Linked DNA regions of Homo sapiens: region 2 is linked to region 1. A link is an interaction called in ENCODE POLR2A ChIA-PET data of the cell type or tissue named here. Cell type or tissue: PC-9. All regions are shown on one strand.

The links. Peaks named below come from ENCODE experiments on the same cell type or tissue, not always from the same donor. Only the 100,000 strongest peaks of a DNase experiment are listed, where the experiment ranks them.
Region 2: POLR2A ChIA-PET joins it to region 1 with 16 read pairs; 2 of 35 experiments call an interaction of 5 or more read pairs at or near these places.

What each region holds. Positions count from the first base shown.
Region 1 is chr15:58,388,108-58,396,107 of GRCh38, reverse strand. No RefSeq gene overlaps it. Among named protein-coding and RNA genes, the nearest start is that of LIPC, 40 kb to the left of the region's middle. In PC-9, no CTCF peak of the experiment used is centred here; DNase peaks (open chromatin) are centred at 2,607, 3,317, 3,827 and 6,407; H3K4me3 peaks cover 706 bases; H3K27ac peaks cover 6,486 bases.
Region 2 is chr15:58,727,254-58,735,253 of GRCh38, reverse strand. All of the region lies in intron 1 of ADAM10 (ADAM metallopeptidase domain 10), which reads left to right. Among named protein-coding and RNA genes, the nearest start is that of ADAM10, 18 kb to the left of the region's middle. In PC-9, no CTCF peak of the experiment used is centred here; a DNase peak (open chromatin) is centred at 3,373; H3K27ac peaks cover 638 bases.

The sequences.
Region 1 (8,000 bases):
AACAAGCAGAACAATTTAGACATGATAGCTATGAATTATCCAAAAGCTTAAAATACTGAGGGCACTTGATCGTGCAGAATCCCAGACATGGGTTGAATCATGAATGTCTGGTGTTTTACTTTGGAAAACATATTGGAAAAGGAAATCTTGTCACTGCCATATTTTCACAGATCTTTCCAAAACATTCTAGGTGTGCATCCACACAATTGTCAACACATGTTTGACCAGAAACAAACAAGTGGAGTGACCTAAGCCTTTGGTACAGCGAAGAAGGCTCTGGAGTCAGGATGCTTGGGTTGGTATCTAGGTTCTGTCACTTACTAGATATGTGAACTTGGCTGGATCTCAGCTTCCTCATCTGCAAAATGAGAAAATCATTTTGAATGGATAGAATTGTTGAATTAAACTAATGACATTAAATCATGTAATGTAGCACCTCTCAAACTCTAACAAGCACACAAGTCACCTGGGATCACATTAAAACGCAGGTTCTTAGTCAGTAGGTCTAGGGAGTAAGCTGACATTCTGTATTTCTAACAAGCTCTGGGTGATGCCTGCTGGTCTCCAGGCCACACTTGGAGTTATGAGGATGCAAAGTGCCTGCTATGTGAGAAACATTCGATAGTGTTAGTTATTGCTATCCTTCAGGTGGATTTCTCCCTCTTTTTCTTTCCTACCACACCCCCAATGCTCTCGCCCACCTAATCGTCTTCCTTCTTTCCTTCTGCTTTCAAGAAGGCTTCCAGATCTTTCTGCTCTAGCTACACCTTGACAGGCGCTCATGATTGACTGCACATGAACTTACAGCATGTGTGTGTGAGGGAGACGGTGGAGATGCTGCCGTGGCCATACTCAGATTTGGAAAGGTCAGTTCCACTTCCATCATGCCACACACTATGACTTATACTTGTGAATTAAAAACAACTCAGTCTTTTCTGGGTTAAAATGGCCTTTGTAGCAATTAGTCAATTTGAAGTTCAGACTCCCTGTGGGTGATTTCAGAGGGTCTCCCCTCCCTCTGACATTCCTCAGTGCCTTCAAACAAGAGAAGCTTCTGCATCCTCTCTGCTTCAGGGAGAGGTTCCTGGTGAGAGTGCTGTGTGTCCCAGCTTCCTCTGACCTCCAGCGGGACTCTTTCTGGCCATGGCCTCTGTCCTTGTGCACCTGCTACTGACACATTCATGGTGGGGTCCCCTGGGTGTGCTCTTTTAGCACCTTCCGGGCTTGGTGGCTTCCTTGTTGATGTGATGTCCATCTCTGACCTCAATGGCCTTATAGAACCTCTGGCAATCAACTGTGTCACTTGGCGACTCACAATGGCCACTCAAGCCCAGCCCCTTGCTCTCAACTCTGTATCCCTCACTAGCACATTTGAGAACTCCAGACACTTCCACACCACCTGTGAACAGAGATGTTCTGGACCCCTGCTGTGGCCCTCTTCTCTCACACACACCACCCTGTCATTCTGACCTGCTGTGGCTGCCTTGTGTGGTTGGCGTAGGGCAGCATGAGATGGCCAAACAAGAAGCACTGTGGATCCTCCTTGGTGTTCGTCTTTCCCTTCATCCTACCCCAGATTTCCATCTGTCCTTACTCCCTGCCCTGAGTGAGGCTCGGAGGCAGGGCAGGGAGGTCTCTGGAAGCTCCTTCTTCCCATTTCACCCTCTCCGGTCCTCTTCACTTTCTCTGAAGAAGGGCTGCTACTTACCCTTCTGTCTGCTGGAAATTGCCCTACATTATATCTTTCTTCCTTACCCCATAGTCTCCTTTTTCTAGGGAGATCCAGCTGCCCCTTCCCTGAGGCAATAAGTCTCATGCCCTAACCGTAATGGTGGAAAGGAAAGAATTTTGCTTATCGAGAAGGGAAATTAGATTTAAAATGTTTTAAAAATCTTATCCTAAACTATATATAGCTGCTGCATATACAATACACATGAAAAGTGGGCCTCCTTTGCTCTTTCCTTTTGTCCTTAGCATCACTAATCGATCACATTTCATAGCCTCGGAAACCTCCACATAGTGGTCCAGTCATCCAGTAACAATCGACAGGAGCTCACCTTGGAGATGGAAACTCTTTCTATCACTGGTATGGAGTCAAGCCTGCAGAAGGCAAAGCAAATAAGCTGAATCTACCCCTTATGTCCAAATAGGCAATGGAAGTTTTAAATTTGGGAACTATATAATTGGAAATGGCTTTAATGTTTGAAATAATTACTACATCCCTGCAAAATGGTCATGCAGCCTCTGCTTGCATAACTCTAATGATGGGAAACTCACTACTCCTTGACAGGGGATTATATTTTTAGACTATTCTAAGTAGCAGAAAAACATTTGGTATGTTGCACTGAAACCTGCTCTCTGCAACTTGCTCCTACACATAGCATATTTAATTCCTGTCCACACTGTCAGCCCTGCAGATATTTGAAGGCAGCCACTCTGGGCCCTATTAGCTTCTCCTTTCTAGGTTCAGTCTACCCAGTCCTTTTCAGTGGCCGAGCCTCCAGCCCCATTCACCATTAAGGATCCTCTCAATCCTTTCCCGTTTAATGAGCCGTTAAAAGTCAGGGAGGTAACTTTGACGGAGGAACCACCCACCTCATTTTTTTTAAAACTGGAAATAAATTGCACATAAAGGTGCTGATTGCTCAGAAGTGTAAAAGTGCCTGCCTTCTGCAGACTGACACTGTGTTCTCAGAATCTGTGGGTCATCCTGCTGTGTACATTGCATTTTTTCTCTCCCTACAACGCACACACACACACACACACACACACTCACACACACCCACACCCACCCTAGTGGGAATCATTTCTCAGCTGGCTACTCAAAGCAGCAGCCTGCACATGCTTGCTTTATTGCTTCCTTGTCCAAACTACAGATTTAACAAGGAGGTTGCAGGGGAAAATGTTTTCAGCTTGAATAGTGACATTGAAATCCTTGAGTTTTGAGAGATCTGTGAAAACAGGCTATTGAAAAGAGTTGGGAAAGTCCTGAAAGGGGCTTGCTAATGTTGGTGATACCCCACAATGAAGAGCTCAGAAGCAAAAGTTTTTTTTTGATCTTCTGCTCTCCTGTCTCTTAGTCTCCTTCTCCACCAAGGCTAGATATAGAAACTAGCTTCTTCCCCAAGGCAGGTCCTAGAAACCAGAACCCCCTTTCCCCAAAGGCAGCCCTGTGACCTAAAAATACTACTCTAACTCCCCGCTTCCCCTCTCCCCACCTTTCTGCATAAAAACTGGCCACAAAGAAATTATCTGATCTACCTTGTTTGACTGTAGGTCATAAGACCGCAATTCCAGAGAAGGCCCTGCCCCAAACCCAGAAGGAAGGAATGCGTGCTCAGAGAGGCTAAGAATCCAGACAGGCCTTGCTAGGTTTCCCCAAGCAGTCTTTAGCATTAGATCATAGCTTTTTTATCCCATCGTATTTCTACACACTGTCCGTCCTTTGTTGAACCTAAGCATAAAAACAGACAATTTCCCCTGTATCTTTGGGTCTTCACTGGGAAGGCTCCCATGTCATTGTAAAACTGTAATCAAATAAATTTTATATGCCTTTCAATAAATCTGCCTTTTGTGAGTGGATTTTTCAGGAAATCCTTTAGAGGGCAAAGGGAAAGTTTTCCCCTGGGCCGTATGCTAATTCCCCTTTCATTTTGCCACCCCCAGATGAGTTGATGCTGCTTATTCAGGTGGTGAATTCAGCAGAAACCTGTAGGCTAGGGCTAAGGAACCTTCATTAAAAAGGATGACGATAATAAAAACAGCCAACATGACTGAGCATATTCTGTGTGCCTCGTCCTGTCCTGTCTGCTTTACCCTTACAAGCCAATTTAATATTCACAAGTCCAGCCCCTTGCCCAAGGTCATGAACTAATAAGTGGTGGAGTCAGTGTGAGCCTATAGTAGACTGTGAGATGCTTAGTGACAGAAACACCATCAGAAGCTTTCCCTGAGTTCTCCCACACACCCAGAACAGTGTTTCTCAACCAGAGCCCATGCTGTAAACACCATGGGCTACCATGCACTGGCGGTATTGTCTATAATAACACCCAGCCCATGTCAAAAGGTATAATAAGTAAGCAGATTTACCAAAGTATTAAGCAAAAATATCCCCAAGTTTATGGTTAACGTCTCCATGTCTCATTTCCTTTATCTGTAAAATGGTGCTAATATAAATCAGTGGTGCTATTTATATAAATATAAATGGTGCTAAATACAATTTTTTCCTACTCCCCTTCCCCAAAACATATAGTCAGTTGTTTTTGAAACCAAACTACATTATTCAGTCAAATTTGATACTGAGTTCTGTTCTACTAAGATCTCCTTGGTCTGAAGCATTTCTTTAGGTTTTGCCAGTGAGATCAGTCTTCTCGGACCTCTCGTGAGTGCCATACTTCTGTAGCTTTTCCCTTTCTGAAATGTCTCCTGTTCTCCTCCTCCCTGCCCATCCGAGTTCTACCCATACTTACAAGTGTCTACTAAGCCCATCTCCTCCATGAACCCCCTAACTACCCCACACCCCTTTGAGCTGTCATTTGTCTTCCTGTGAACACGAGCCAGTTGTATTCCATCAACAAACATTTTGAGCATTTTTTATGGGCCCAGAATGATTCCAGATCAGAATTTCTCCACCTCAGCACTATTGACAATTTGGGTAGGATAATCCTATGTTGTGGGGGCTGTCCCAAGCATTGTAAGACATTTAACAGCATCCTGACCTCTTCCCACTTGATTCCAGTAACATCTACCATGACCCAGTCGTGACCATCAAAATGTGTCTGGACATTGCCAAATGTCCCCCCGAGGGCAAAGTTGCCCTGATTGAGAAACACTGTTCTGGATATGTGGGAGAACACAGGGAAAACTCCGGATGGTGTTTCTACTGCTAAGGGTCTCGTAGTGTACTTAGGAGTCAATATTAACCGTCATGAATCAATACGTGGTCAGTTAAGTACTAACTTGTGAAATATACTGCAATCTAATTTTTAGCTAATCTTGTAATTTTCTTTTTTGAGGGAGGGGTAGACAGAAATGGAAGCAAACTCTATTAGAAAAAGAAGATTGCTTTCATTGGGGAAGGAGAAGCATGTGGAATATTGAAGGAAGAAGAATTGTAGTTACTCTATCCGGTTTGTCCTGGATAAGTGCAATTCTTCAGAAGTTATTACTTTTTGAGTATTGAGAGATACGTTAATGGGAGAAAAATCACCCATATATCTCAGCTCTACTGACTTACTCTAGTGAGCAACAAATCTTCTGTTTAATTCCGTTTATAAATTCAACTTGAGTCCTGATCGTTTTGAGGAATTAAACGGTTCTTCAAGTGAATCCATAACCCAGTGTTGCCCTGGACATATTTAATAGCAGATTCTGGGTGTGTAAGATTAAGAGACACAATCCTTCAGTCTTTTCCCAAACAGTTTTATTACTAAAATGATTCATGCACTGGAAGTCATTGAAATTGATCAGTGGTGATTTATATTCCTGGCAGACAGTGCTTTTGAGGTTCTTTTCCTTAGTTGTGAAGTGTCAGTTGTCCAATGAAAGTTGCCAGTTGTTCAATGAAAATTTTGTCCCATTCTATAAGAAATTCACAATCCCAAAAACATTCTAAAGCCTGCAGAGAGCTGAGAGGTGACTCTGGATGCTGGTTTCAGCGAGCTGTACGTGGCTGAATATATAATGCAATAAAGCTAATCTGAGACACAATGTGACAATCAGTAGCAATTCAATGTGTGCTGAATGAAAGATTTAATATTAGCTTAGTGTTGCGACAAGATGCAAGACACAAGTCAATTTAGGGATGGAAGCCTTTCAACTGGATTTAGCAATCATCCAAAACTGGTTGCTGGATCTGGCAGAACTCAAACTTGGGCTCCAGCACCTCCACTCTCCTAGTGTCCATTGTCATTTGTGAAGTGGGGCTGATGTAAGTTAAAAGAGTTTATTTCTGCCTTAGCAAGTTACAGAGCTGTTGGACTGGAAGGGAGTTGGGAGTTACCTGGTTGAACTCCTCATTTTGTGAGCAAGGAATTGCAGGTCAAGAGTGATGATACAATGATTATAATTAAAAAATTAACATACACAGAGTGTTATTGTTTGCTAGATACTCCACTGAGTGCTGTACAGACATCGTCTCACTTTATCCCTAGGAAGTGGAACTATTATGAGCCCATTGTTACAGATGAGGAAACTGATGATCAGAAATTTTAGTCACTTGCCCAAAGTCACACTAAAAGTTAAGAGCTGACAGTATTCAATCCCAGGATTCTTCTTCATGCTCTCTTGACTTTGCCACTGGGGTTTCTCATTGTAAAGCCTCTTTCACTCTTTCTCTGCCTTCTTTCCTCCTTCCCTCAACACAAGGGCACTGAACACTTCAGCTGGATCAGGGTCTGGGAAAGCAGCTTCCTGCATTCCAGAGCTAATAGTGCAGTGTGGGAGGCAAATCCAGGACAGAGGAATGCAGCAGTTCATGTTTGTCAGCTCCAGTCTTTCTCAGAAGAAGCATGTCCAGCACTTTGGGAGGCCGAGGCGGGCGGGTCACAAGGTCAGGAGATCGAGACCATCCTGGCTAACATGGTGAAACCCCGTCTCTACTGAAAATACAAAAAATTAGCAGGGCGTGGTGGCGGGTGCCTGCAGTCCCAGCTACTTGGGAGGCTGAGGCAGGAGAATCACTTGAACCTAGGAGGCGGAGATTGTCGTGAGCCGAGATAGCGCCACTGCACTCCAGCCTGGGTGACAGAGTGAGAATCCGTCTCAAAAAAAAACCCAAACGCACAAACAAAAAAACCCAAAACAGCAGCATATAAGGAAGGGAGCCCTGAACCTAGGGCCTAGGACAAGCTCTGGTGCCTCTGAGGCCTGTCTGAGCAGGCCAAAGGGCCAGGCTGACCAAGGACGCTGCCACTGGGGTGAACCTTGTCCCTGTGATTTCTCTTTGGGTGGACTGAAAGTCATGGATGTGGGCAGCTGAGGTGATCCTGTAGAGAAATGAGTTTAGTTACTCTGAACAGTACAGAGAGCCTTTGTTGAGTTTAGGAAGGGATGAAATGGCACAGAAGGAAGGCCCCTATCATGTGGCCTCCGAGGTGGGGTGGTAGAAACTTGTGTGGGTACCAGGGACTGGGCTTTACTGGGACACGGGTATTCCTGTTCTGTGACTGTCCTTCCACTTGCCCTCTGCCCCCCACCATCAAGCTGTGCACCTTCAGTGAGCAGTAGTGGCGTCTTCTTCCTTTAATCCAAAATGCCGAGATGGTGCCTGGGCTTTCTGAGGTACTCAGTGGAGATTTGTTGAGTAATTGGGAGATCCTTGGTCTTACAGTGTCCAGAAATTGAACATTGTGAGGTATATTTAGAGTATCTGGCTGGTGGGGAGAAATAGGGTGAAGCAAGCCCATATGCTATATAAACAAAATGACTCTATGTCCCAGACTTTTTGGAACAAACAGGTTTCAAATATTCCCTCTGTTTTCCCCAAAAGTACATTCGTATCCGTTTGACCGTGTGCTCTCGTATTTTGGTTCAGAAAATATGAATTGCACAGCAAAGATGACAATTTGTTATCTCCCAGTGGCTGGACTATTGATGTCTGTTTTTTCTCAGGTATCCGGAGGCTTGAGACCCTGAGTAAGCCATTACAAGGCTGTGTGGTGAGCAAGAACGCAGTAGAGCTGTCGGCTGATTTATTTAATATCTTGTTCTGGCCTATTTCTGATACATGGGTTTATCTGTCTGGGTTCTGTAGAGAAACAGAGCAGTAGGTTGTATTTCAAGGAATTCGCTCATGGAGTTGTGGAGGTTGGTAAGTCTGAAACTTGTAAGGTAGGCTGGCTGGCTGGAAAGTCTCAGGCAGCAGTGAATGTTGTAGTCTTGAGGGAGAATTTTTTCTTCCTCAGGGTAACGTGTTTTACTCTTAAGACCTTTCAACCGATTGGATGAGGGTAATCTCCCAACTATGTACCCAACTGTATTATCGAGGGTAATCTCCTTTA
Region 2 (8,000 bases), 340 kb before region 1:
AGAGTAGGTGATAAGGAATCGGAGTAAACGATTAGGCAGCTTGGAACTAGGGAATCAGGAAGATCTATAACAAGGAGAGATTCCCAGATACAAAGGTGAGTGGGTCAGAGGCCAAGCTGTGTTCAGATAGAGATGGGTGAATAGTTAACATGTTTCAGTGAGATTTGATGATACCACATGCTCTATCTATACTTTCTGAGCTCTTGACTGATTGCTAAAGTTTAGAAATAAATCTCAGTTGATAGGTCCAGTCTCTGCATGTGGGAACAGGCAATTTTGTGATGTCTGACTGAGGTAGTAAGCAGTACAAGGGTTGAAGATTAGTCAGGGCTCCTGTGGAGTAAACCATGCCCATTTCAATCACTAGCTGTGGAAATCAAGGGTATATGTATATGTATATTTTTCTGTCTATAAGAAGTATATTCTTCTTTAGTATTGCATTGCTTGTTTTCCCCATCTTAGAGGTAGACGTCAGTTTAGTTTTTGAAAGGTTTTTGCCATGTGCTGTATTTTGATAATTTTTTTTCTTTTCAGTTTTTTTTTTTTTTAATTTTGAGACAGGGTCTCACTTTGTCACCCAGGCTGCATTGCAGTGGCACGATCTTGGCTCACTGCGGCCTCTACTTCCCAGGTTCAAGCGATCCTCCCACCTCAACCCCCCAAGTAGCTGGGATGACAGGTGCATGCCACCGTGCCCGGCTGATTTTTGTATTTGTTGTAGAGATGGCGTTTTGCCATCTTGCCCAGGCTGTCTTTTCAGTTTTTTGTCATATCAGAAATATGGTGACTTACCTTGTTTATGATGAAGGTAATTCGACTCATCGTAGATTAACATGAAATCATTGAAATCAAAGTTGAGTTCTTGGCACTGCCTCCTGTTTGCTATGTGACACTGGGTTTGTTACATATCACTCAAACCTCAGTTTTCTTTAAAATGGGCTAATAGTTCTCACTTGATTGGGTGGTTTAAATGAAAAAAATGTAGAGCAGTACAGAGCCTGGCAGATAGCAAGTGCTTGATACATTTTAATTATCATGACATCCAATTTATAAGCATTATTGTTTAATTTAGTTAAACAAGAAATTGATGTAATCAGGATATTGTTCTGTACATGGTAAGATTTCAGGGTACATTTAAGAAATTAGGATACTTTTAAAAATAAAATAGGATATATAGTTTGGGATTTTTAATTTTTCCCCTTTAAATATGTGAAATGTGAAACTTAAAAAATCATTTAAAAATGTTTGTTAGCCAGATTTTAATGTGAATTTGAATATATTGGATTTCTAAAACAAGAATGAGAAGCAACAGCCTTAGTGTAATATTATTTTTATATATATATATATAATGTAATGAAAAACTAAAGATATTCTATTAAAGTCAGGGACAAAGTGAACATGCCTACACTTGTTATTCAGCATGGTTTGGTACTCCTAGTTAGTGTAGTAAGTTAAAAAACAGATAAAATTATAAATAGATGAATAAAAGATTTAAATATGCAAAGCAGAACCAATAAAAGGCCAAGAAAGAAAATAAAGAATATTTTTGGAATTTTGCCTGCAAAATTTAGGGGCTCATGAATCCCCTATAGAGGTTATGCAGTTTCTCCCTCAGTATCTATGGGGATTGGTTCCATGAATGCTCAAGTCCCTTATATAAAAAGGTATACTATTTGCATATAACCTGTGCACATCCTTCCCTGTACTTTATTTTTGTTTTAAAGGGTTAAACAATAAGGCCTTTATCTGCACAAATCAGGGTAGAATGAGGCAGGCAGTTCCAGGATTGGCTGATTCGGAAACTGGCTAGACAAATCCATCTCAGCTACCATTGTCCACAAAAAAGGGGGACCTCTGGAAATCCACAGCAGACCCCAACCCAGGTCTTTTGGGCAGGAGCTGGGTCATTTCCACACTGAAACCACTCTGAGGGAGGGGATGAAGAACCACCAGGTTTTGTTCACTCACCTAGTTGTAGGTAATCTCTACATTGTGGATAGATGGAGCAGTTCAACTTCTGGCTGACAGCTCACATTCAGAGGTCACTGTCAGCTCTTCTCTTTTATGATCATGCTATTTTGAACAATGAGACAACATCTGCCATGCACTCTTAAGGCCTCTGTCCAGTGTGAACTCTAATGCCTAATGAGGTTAGGCCTTGACTGTATGCTTTTTTACATCCGCTACACTTCTACATTTATAAGGCCTTTCTCTGTGTGAACTTTCATGTGCCAAGCAAGGTGGAAGTTTCTGCATTCCCATATTTCCTGCATACATAAGGCCTTGTTCCATCACGAATTCTCTTATATGCTGTAAGATAGGAATTGTGGCTGAAGAATTTTCCACATTTACAACACTTAGAAGTCTCTTTTCCAGTGTGAACTTTCTGGTGCTCAACAAATGTGTCTTTATAGATAAAAAGACTTGTCACATGATCTGCACTCATAAGGCCTTTCTCCACTATGAATTCTCTGCTGCTGAACAAGATAGGATCTTCTAATAAAGGATTTATCACATTAAGCTCACTCTTTTTTTTTTTTTTTTTGAGATGGAGTCTTGCTCTGTTGCCCATGCTGGAGTGCAACAGCAAGATCTCGGCTCACTGCAACCTCCGCCTTCCTGGGTTCAAGTGATTTTCCTGCCTCAGCCACCCAAGTAGCTGGGACTACAGGTGTGTACCACCATGCCTGGCTAATTTTTGTATTTTTAGTAGAGACGGGGTTTCACCATGTTGGTCAGGCTGGTCTCGAACCCCTGACCTCAGGTGATCTGCCCTCCTCAACCTCCCAAAGTGCTGGAATTACAGGCATGAGCCACCATGCCTGGCTTTAAGCTCATTCTTTGTATGACCTCTTTAAAGTATGAGGGTTGGAGGTGGAGCCAAATAATTTCCCGCAATCACTGCATTTATAAGGTATTTCTTTGCTGTGAATTCTTCTTTGTACTGTAAAGTAGGAGTTGTGACTAAAGGTTTTCTCCACATTCACCACACTCCTAAGGCTTTACTCCGTCATGGATTTTCTGTTGCTGAACAAGTTTATCTTTGCAGTTGAAGGCTTTCCCACATCACTGCACTTGCAGCCCCTTTGTCCAGTGTGAAAGGCCTCCCTACTCTCAGTACTTTGGTGTGGCTTCTTCCCCATTGGGAGGGGCCTGGTGCTTGAAAACTTCAAAGCTATTCAAGAAGTATTTTCCACCCTTCCTGCTAGTGAAAACCTTCTTTGACATGTAGGATCTGCAGATCTTCACAAACACCAGGCTCTTTTCCTTCTAGAAGATTTCTGTCTGCTGCCTCTGAATCTGGTCTAGGTTACAGTGAACCAGAAGTCTCCACCCCATGACTCACATGTGTGTGGTTGCTATTCAGAGAATGTTCCCCTTGTCCAGCTAGATGGAAAAACGTCTTTCAAGACCAGGCCGCACATGTCATGGGGTGGGCTTTCTGACCTGCCTTAGGAATTCTCACCTGTGACACTCTTAAAGAAACACCCTGCTTGGAAGGTGCATGTTCATCCTCCACTCCATACCAGTTACCTTGGGTGGGGTCACCTCAGGGTGCTTGTTGCCTTCTGAGCCTCACTGCAAAATGCCCTCTCATACTTGAATTTTAATTTTTTTATTTTTTTGAGACAGGGTCTCACTCTCTCACTCAGGCTGGAGTGCAGTGGTGTGAATACGGCTAACCCCAGCCTCGACTTCGTGGGCTCAGGTGATTCTCCCACCTCAGCCTCTTGAGCAGCTGGGACAACAAGTGTGTGCCACCACACCTGGCTAGTTTTTTGTATTTTTTTTGTTGTTGTTGAGACGGGGCTTTGCTATGTTGCCCAGGCTGGTCTCTAATTCCTGGGTTTAAGCGATCTGCCCGCCTCGGCCCCCCAAAGTGTTAGGATTACAGGTGTGAGCCACTGCACCTGGCCCCTCCCATATACTTTAAACCATCTCCAGATTTCTTATAATACTTAATATAATGCCAGCACTTCATTTGTGTGGATTCAGCATAGTACTCAGTGTACAGCAAATTCAGGTTTTGTCTTTTGGAACTTTGTGGATTTTTTTTCCCCTTCAGTATTTTGAATCCACAGTTGGTTGAATTCCACTAATGCAGAACCCATGAATACAGAGGACTGACTCTATCAGTGAGGGTTTTCCAGAGAGACAGAACCAATAGGATATACATATGTACAGATAGATACATGAGAGAGGATTTATTAGGGGAATTGGCTTACACGATTATACAGACTGAAAAGTCCCATGATAGGCAGTCTGCAAGCTGGAGACCCTAGGATGCTGGTAGTATGGCTCATTTTAGTCTTAATGTCTGGGAACCAGGGAAGCTGATATTTTAACTCTGTCTGAGGCTGAAGGCCGCAGAGGCTGGAGTCCTGATGTCCCGAGGGGAAAGAGAGGGAGAATTTTCTTTTCCTCCACCTTTTTGTTTTTTTCCTGGCCTTTAGCCAATTGGATGGTGCCTGCCCACAGTGCAGGTGGATCTTCCCCAGTCAGCCCACCACTCCACCCGCCAGTCTTCACTGGAAGCACCCTCAGAGACACATCCAGAAATAATGCTTTACCAGCTCTCTAGGTCTTCCTTAATCTAGTCAAGTTGACACCTAAAATTAACTAACACAGAGGTTTGTGGATTTCAGGTTAGTATTCCTCTTGTAGAGGAAAAAAAGGTGAATTATAACCAAAGGCAGATGAAACTAAGTGTTTAAGTGACTTACCAAAGATTTGATACCTGTTCTGTAACATTTTGTAGGATGAAACTAAGTGTTTAAGTGACTTACCAAAGATTTAATACCTGTTCTGTAACATTTTGTAATACTTCGCTTATTCAACTCTGCTGTTGTGTGAAAGCAGAGATAGAAAATATGTAAATGAATGAGCATAGCAGTGTTGTAAAAACAGGTGGCCAGCTGGAACTGGCCTTTGGGTAACAGTTTGCCAACCCTTCTTCTACGTTATTTGGAAACTTTTTCTACTCAGTATATTGCCTGAGACATCAGTTGAGGTATTTTTTGCTTAAATGGTAGCACCCATGGTGTACCTATCCCTATTAATGTATTGTTAAATGCTTACATTAAAGCAAGTGTGTAGAAATAAGGATATACAGGTTGAGTATCCTTATTTGAAATACTTGGAACCAAAAGTGTTTTGGATCTTTAAATTTTCCGATTTTGGGAATATTTGCATTATGCTTACGATTTCCTAATGTGAAAATCTAAAGTGCTTCAATGAGTTTTTTTTTTTGTTTGTTTGTTTGTTTTGTTTTTGTTTTTGTTTTTGTTTTTTTTTACAGAGCCTCGTTCTGTTGCTTACGCTGGAGTACAGTGGCACGGTCTTGGCTCGCCGCAGCCTCCGCCTCCTGGGTTCAAGCGGTTCTTCTGCCTCAGCCTTCCAAGTAGCTGGGATTACAGGGGTGTGCCACCACTCCTGGCTAATTTTGTATTTTTACTAGAGACGGTGTTTCGCCATGTTGGCCAGGCTGTCTCAAACTCCTGACCTCAAGTGATCCGCCTGCCTTGGCCTCCCAAAGTGCTGGGATTACAAGCGTGAGCCCCTGCGCCTGGCTGAGCTTTTCTTTTCAGCATCATGTTGGAGCTCAAAAAATTTTAGATTTTGGAACATTTTGGATTTCAGATTTTTGGATACTCAACCTGTATAGCTGCTGGTAGAAGTCACGGAATTTCTGAATGAAGAAAGGTTACAGTGCTTCTCAAACTTGAATGTGCATACAGATCACTCTGGGGTAGTCTGGGGTAGAGCCTGAGTCATTTGTGGGGTCAGTAGATCTGCTGGGAGCCTAGGATTCTGCATTGCTAACACTTTCCCCGGAGATACCTATGCTGTTAGTCGCTGAAAAACAGTTTGAATTAACAAGATTCTGTGTTCAGAAAATTGTAAAATGCTAGATACGGAACAAGATTTAATTGGATAAAGACTTAAACATCCATAAACACAATTTCCAGTCTCAGTGATAGTAGTTGAAAGAACTTGTTAGTTGAACACATAGTGAGTAGTAGGCCTCCATATTTTCTTTTCTTTCTTTTTTTTAAAAAATAGAGACAGGGTCTCGCTATGTTGCCCAGGCTGGTTTCAAACTCCTGGGCTCAAGCAGTTCTTCTGCCTTAGCCTCCCAAAGTGCTGGGATTACATGTGTGAGCCACTGCACATGGCTCATATTTTCTTTTATTTTAGATTCAGTGTTGAATTGGACCTTCTGGTCTTCTAAGAAGTTCTTGAAAATGGCTTAGTTGCTGTTTTCTCAATGGATATTTTGCCTTGATGTTGGTTTCCCCCAATGTTCTTTTAAGACCTGTGGTCACTGGTTGTCATTTAATCTTTTATTTCCCCATCTCTTACTACTTATGTCCTATTAGCAAACTACAGTTATGTAGGAATATTGAATCATTACAGGCTGCTTAGTATTGGAAGTAGGTAGAATGTTAATTCATTTATTTTACTGAGAAGATAACTTGGAATATTTTGAATTCTCTTTTTGATTTGTCTTTGTTTTTGATCCTGGATTTTAAAAAATTTTGTAACTTAGGGAAATTTTATAACTTTTGTAACTTTATAAATTTTATATCTTAGGGAAAAAGTAGGAAGGCCAGAAACCCATATACCTACCACTTTGCTGCAACATTTTTCTTTTTTCTTTTCTTTTTTTTTAAAAAATAGAGATGGAATCTCGCTATGTTGCCCAGGCTGGTCTCGAATGCCTCACCTTAAGCTGTCTTCTTTGGCCTCCCAAAATGCTGGGCTTATAGGTGTGAGCCACCACACCTGGCCTCAATATTTTTATTTAAAAAAAAATCTAGTCAGCTTTATTGAGGTATAGTTTACATACAATAAAATTCAACAATTTTTTAAGTGTACGAATTCATAAATTTTGAGAAGTATATTTACTTGTATAACTACCTCCATAATCATAGAACATTTATATCAATCCAAAAAGCTCCCTGGGCTATTTGCAGTCAACTCAAAATACTTTCTAATTTCCATTTGATTTCTTCTTTGACCCATGAACTACTTAGAAATGTAAATTCCTAATATTTGGGGATTTTCTGCATATCTGTTATTGGCTTAATTCTCCTGTAGTCAGAAAACATACTCTTAGATTTTAGTCTTTTAAAATTTGTGGAAACGTGCTTTGTGGCCTAGGATTAAGGTCTATCTTTGTGACTGTTCCATGTGCCCTTAAAAAGAAATATATTCTATCTATCTAGTCAAGTTCTTTGTGTTTAAGTTTTTAATAATCTTACTGATTTTTTTGTCTGCTTGTTCAGAAAGGAGTGGTATGATTTCCAACTCTAGTTACAGAGTCTGCTTTTTTCTGTTCTATCAACTTTTTCTTCACATACTTTGAAGCTTTTTTTATGTACATAAATACTTAGGCTTGTTGTGTTTTCTTCTTGAATTAGGAAATGTCCCTCTTTATCCCTCATAATTTTTTTTGTTTTGTTTTGAAGTTTGTTTTTTCAGCTATTACTGTAGCCACTCCAGCTTTCTTTGGATTAGGGTTTGGATGTTATATATTTTCCCGTCCTTTTTACTTTAACTCATCTTTATTTTTGTGTCTGTTAGCATATATTTACATTTTCCTTTTTTAAAAAATAACAAGGCTGGCGTGTCATCTCATGCCTGTAATCCCAGAACTTCGGGAGGCCAAGCCAGTAGGATTACTTAATACCAGGTGTTTGAGACCAGCCTAGACAACATAGCGAGTCCCCATTTCTACAAAAAATAAGAAAGATTAGCCAGGCTGGGCGCGGTGGCTCACACCTGTAATCCCAGCACTTTGGGAGGCCGAGGTGGTTAGATCACTTGAGGTCAGGGGTCTGAGACCAACCTGGCCAACATGGCAAAACCCTGTCTCTGCTAAAAATACAAAAATTAGCTGGGTGTGGTGGTGCATGCCTGTAATCCCAGCTACTGGGGAGGCTTAGGCAGGAGAATCACTTGAACCTGGGAGGCAGAGGTTGCAGTGAGCCGAGATT